Regions from separate parts of the Homo sapiens genome. Here region 1 is linked to region 2. A link is an interaction called in ENCODE POLR2A ChIA-PET data of the cell type or tissue named here. Cell type or tissue: endothelial cell of umbilical vein. All regions are shown on one strand.

The links. Peaks named below come from ENCODE experiments on the same cell type or tissue, not always from the same donor. Only the 100,000 strongest peaks of a DNase experiment are listed, where the experiment ranks them.
Region 1: POLR2A ChIA-PET joins it to region 2 with 10 read pairs; 7 of 35 experiments call an interaction of 5 or more read pairs at or near these places.

Annotation. Positions count from the first base shown.
Region 1 is chr1:19,658,942-19,661,441 of GRCh38, reverse strand. No RefSeq gene overlaps it. Among named protein-coding and RNA genes, the nearest start is that of HTR6, 4.7 kb to the left of the region's middle. In endothelial cell of umbilical vein, a CTCF peak has its summit at 1,432 (motif pointing right); a DNase peak (open chromatin) is centred at 1,481.
Region 2 is chr1:19,456,787-19,459,286 of GRCh38, reverse strand. All of the region lies in intron 1 of CAPZB (capping actin protein of muscle Z-line subunit beta), which reads left to right. Among named protein-coding and RNA genes, the nearest start is that of CAPZB, 28 kb to the left of the region's middle. In endothelial cell of umbilical vein, no CTCF peak of the experiment used is centred here; DNase peaks (open chromatin) are centred at 1,406 and 2,276; H3K27ac peaks cover 631 bases.

The sequences.
Region 1 (2,500 bases), 200 kb before region 2:
CGGATCATGAGGTCAGGAGATCAAGACCATCCTGGCTAACACAGTGAAACCCCATCTCTACTAAAAATGCAAAAAAATTAGCCGGGTATGGTGGCGGGCGCCTGTAGTCCCAGCTACTCAGGAGGCTGAGGCAGGAGAATGGCGTGAACCCGGGAGGCGGAGCTTGCAGTGAGCCGAGATTGCACCACTGCACTCCAGCCTGGCCGACAGCGCAAGACTCCGTCTCAAAAACAAAACAAAACAAAAAACAAACAAAAAAAAATTTCAGGGTAAAGAGGGACTTTCAAGAATACTCGGCTTTTGCTTGTTTACTTCTAGCTATGAGAGCTTCCTCCCCAGAGGAGATAGCAGGTGCCACTATGGAACAGCTGAGTTTTAGGGAGTCATCTGCCCCAGACCTCCATGCCCGTCAGTTCACAGGGGACCGGGGCAAGCTCCTCATGACAGAGGTGGAGAAATCAAGGCCCCAGGGAGGTTGCCAGCCTGCCCAAAGCTGCTCTGTGCCAGAAGGCAACTGAACAACTGGGCAAACTCCCTGAAGGCAGGCAGGGATTTGTCTGTCTGGTTCACGCTGGATCTCTGGCACATATTAGGCTCTCAATAAATATCTGTTCAGTGAATGAATAAATGAACAAAACTATCAGTGCAACACCCTGCAGCGTGGGCCAATCATTCATTCTCAATCATAATAACAGCTGACATCCACTGAGGTCTTACTAAAGCCAGGCATGTCCCGAGCTCTACACACGCGCTGACTCACATAACGCTCACTGCCACTCTAGGAGTGAGGTAGGTGTGACCATTATTCCCCATTTTGCACATAGGAAAAGTGAGTCTTGGAGATCTTATGTGACTTGCTCAAGACTATAGTTAGGCAGTGGTCCAGCTAAGATTTGAACCCAAGCAGACTCAATCTCCTCAGAGGCTTGGAGCAGAGGAAGAAAACCAGTTGAGAGCTGGCTCCATACAGGCAAACAAAGTGGAAAGAGAGGGACCTGTGTTGCTATCTGCGCTGCTATCAGTGTTAATCCCTTGTAAAGACTTTAAGTCCCAGGCCAGGCGCGGTGGCTCACTCCTGTAACCCCAGCATTTTGGGAGGCCGAGGCAGGCAGATCACGAGGTCAAGAAATGGAGACCATCCTGGCCAACATGGTGAAACCCCGTCTTTACTAAAAATACAAAAATTAGCTGGGCGTGGTGGCGTACGCCTGTAGTCCCAGCTACTCAGGAGGCTGAGGCAGGAGAATCACTTGAACCCGCAAGGCGGAGGTTGCAGTGATCCGAGATCGCGCCACTGCACTCCAGCCTGGCGACATAGCCAGACTCCGTCTCAAAACAAAAACAAAAACAAAAACAAAAACAAAAACAAAAACTTTTAAGTCCCTCCTCACTGCGGGGAGGATGCAGGATGCAACTCCCTCCATCCCCGGAAGGTGGCACACCAAGGGATGCTTCTCAATTGACGTCTCTCAAGCCAGGCTACTCCCTCTCTGGGATCCCACATCCAATCAGCAGCGCTTCTCACGGCCCTGCCTCTCCAACCCCACGGCCTGACACAACTGGCCCCATCCTCTCCCGCCTGCAGCCTTGCAGTCCCCGCTGATAGCCCCAGCATCTCCCTCCTCCAACCTAGCTTAGTCTCCTGAAACTCAGCTTTGCAGACGCCTCTAGGGCGCCTCAGCGCAATGAGAATGAAGTCTGAACTCTGGCTAGCATTCCAGGCTGCGCCAGCCAGGCCAACTCACCTTCTTGCTTTATTGCTTTATTTCCAGCAGACCCTTACAAGCTTCTTTTTTCTTCCTTCCTTTCTCTTCTTCCCCTTCCCCTTCCTTTCCTCCCCCCTTTTCTTTCTTTTTTTTTTTTTTTTTTTTTTTTTTTTTGAGACAGGTTCTCACTCTATCGCCCAGGCTGGAGTGTAGTGACACGAACATGACTCACTGCAGCCTCGACCTCCAGAGATCAAGCAGTCCTCCCACCTCAACCTCCCATGTAGCTGGGAATACAGACGCGTACCACCACACCTGGCTAATTTTTTGATTTTTTATAGAGACAGGGTCTCACTTTTTGTTGCTCAGGCAATCCTCCTGCCTCGGCCTCCCAAAGTGCTAGGATAACAGGCGTGAGCCACTGTGCCCAGCCCTTATTTATCTATGAATGTACACCCAGCTTCGTTCCAGACACAGGATGAAGGCAGGTCCTGCCCAAGACTGTGCCGCCATTAAGTGTCCAGGTGTGAGGTCAGGAGTCAAGGGAACTGCGAGTTTATACGAGTCACCTGTGCTTCCAGACCCCCAGTTTCCCACTCGGTAGAACAAAGGTGAAATGTCCTACTATGGACTTGTTCAATGATCAAATGAGTGCTGGCATGCCCAAACTTGGTGTGGGCCCTGAGCCGATGCCTGGGTTCCAGTCCTGCTGACATTTCTTCACTGCATAACCCTGGGAAACTTACTAGCACCTGCTCTTCAGATGCCTCATCTACAAATTGAGGACAATATCC
Region 2 (2,500 bases):
CTGTGTTTGAATGATTTTTAAATGGCTCTACCCATACAGGTGGTTGTTCAGCCTGTTCTTTTCAGTGTGTTCTTTCCATCCTTTTTACTTTGTTGAGTAAAATTAGCCTTGTCCTCAGGCCAGCAAAGGGAAGCAAACATCCTTTAAGACTCTGGCCTGGAAAAATGGGACCTGGTTGAAGGTGGAGGAGGCCTTTGGAAGGGCAGGCAGGCGGGAGGGTCAGGCCCGTGGGGTGGCACTTTCCCTACCACACCTTCCTGCCAACGGTCTCCTGCCAACAGACTTTGCCTGCTGGCTTTCCTGACCTGGTGAGCTGTTTCTGCCCTTCGAATGTTCCACATGGAGGTGCCCTCTCCACCTAGTAGTTAAAAAGGAGAAGCCTGCCTGCATTTTTCAGAATTGGGCTTAAATGTGGTGAAACTGACTTTGGTCATTTTGTTTCTGTCCGTTGCTTCACACCTTAGAAGGATTTCTCTCCTTTTTGGATTACAGAATTCTGAGGACTGCTTTTAGACCACTCTATTTGTGTGTCACATGTGTTTACAGATCTGTCCTTAGACATTGAAGAGGGGTGGTAGCGCAGAGCAGGGGCAGATACTGTGAACATCTAAAGTTATTAAACCTTGCATAAGGCTGGGCATGGTGGCTCACGCCTGTAATCCCAGCACTTTGGGAGGCTGAGGCGAGCGGATCACCTGAGGTCAGGAGTTAAAGACCAGCCTGCCCAACATGGCGAAACCCCGTCTCTACTAAAAGTACAAAAAATTAGCCAGGCTTGGTGGCAGGCACCTGTAATCCCAGCTACTTGGGAGGCTGAGGCAGGAGAATCACTTGAACCCGGGAGGTGGAGGGTTGCAGTGAGCTGAGATCGCACCACTGCACTCCAGCCTGGGCAACAGGAGTGAAACTCCGTCTCAAAATTAAGCAAACAAACAAAACAAAACAAAACTTGGATAAATACTTTCATAAAAGTATTAAAGCTTTCATAAAAATACTTTCATAAAAGTATTAAAACTTTCAAAAAATATTATGTTGACCCATGTGAAAGTGCCACTTGTGTAGGTCAGAAATGGCTGTGTGTTGGCAATTTCATGTAGTTCAACTTAATAAAGCATCATTGTGGAAAGCTCAGATCACAGAAGGAAAAAAGTCACTTGCACCAGTTTAGTGTTTTTTTTTTTTTTTTTGGCAACTCCTTTTATTTCTTATATACATGAGGTTTTTGATTAGTTGTGGTCATAGGCTACATATAATTATTCATCTTCCTTTTTAAAAATTATTATGACCTAAGACTTTTCCCACATTATCAGGAAGTCCTTACAACCATCATTGCTTACTGGCTGTTTACTCCTTAAACATCAGATGGCAGGGGGGTAACTTCCCTGATGTTGCCCTTTAGGTTTTTTCCAGTTGTTGTTGTTTTTCTTTTTTTTCCTTATAAGCGATGTCACAGTGACTGGTCCTTCTGAAGTGGTTTCTGTGTTTGGATTCCCAGGAGTAACGTTACCGTGCCACAGTATGAACACTTTTACAGCTCTTGACAAATTCTGCCAAGTTGCTTTCCAAAGTGTCAGGCCGATTCATAACACCGTCCGCAGTGTGAGCATCAGGTTATTGCTTCTTTGTTAACACTGGGCGCTTTTCTCCCTTAATTTCTAATTTAGTCAGCAGTACATCGTCCCTCATTTTTCACTTGTATGTCTTCACTTGGCAAAGTTGAATATTTTTGTGCATATGTGTTTGCGGGTTGCAATGTCATTTCTCTCCACCTTTGAGCCATGTGCTTAAATATGCTTGTACCAAATTAGAGAATTATCAGTACATAGTATTGTAAGAGCTCCTCAAGCATGCGGTGGATCACACAGTGCCCTCTGAGCCAGCCTGTGCGCCATTGTTTGGGGAATTAAAGGTGCCTAATTAGTGCGATCAAGCCCGGAAGCGAGCACTGCGGACCTTGTCTGTAGTCTCTGGGGCCCACTGGTGATGTCTGTGTCATCTTCTACCTTCAACTGTGCTGTGAACCCAGTTGAAATTTGATCACATTACAGTATGGCTAAGGGGCCTAATCAGCCGTAAACCTCAGGAAATTCAAAAATTAGAGAGTCCATTAATCCCAAGGCCCCTCCCTTTGTGAGTGTCTCTAATTCCCCTTTGGTTTGCTCGCTTTTCCCGCTGTGCTTTAGTTCCAACAAGACTTGGGTAGAATGACTGCCTTTTTTCTGGAACTTCCTGCCTTTCTGGGGTTAACCCTAACCCTTTAGGCTACCCTCCAACACACACAGAGCTAATCTCTAAGTAATAGTTTGGAATGCTGGTCCATTTCCTGGATGAAAATCTTCAAGAGTGCCCTGCTCAAATGAGTATAATGACCTTTATTAGTGCTCTTACCATCTTCTGTCCTGGAGGAATACAGATGACCCATGCAACAATACCTTTTGCTGAAGTTGTGTTTGAGATTTAAGCATCATCTTCCCTTCTCCCTTTATAACATTATTGGGTT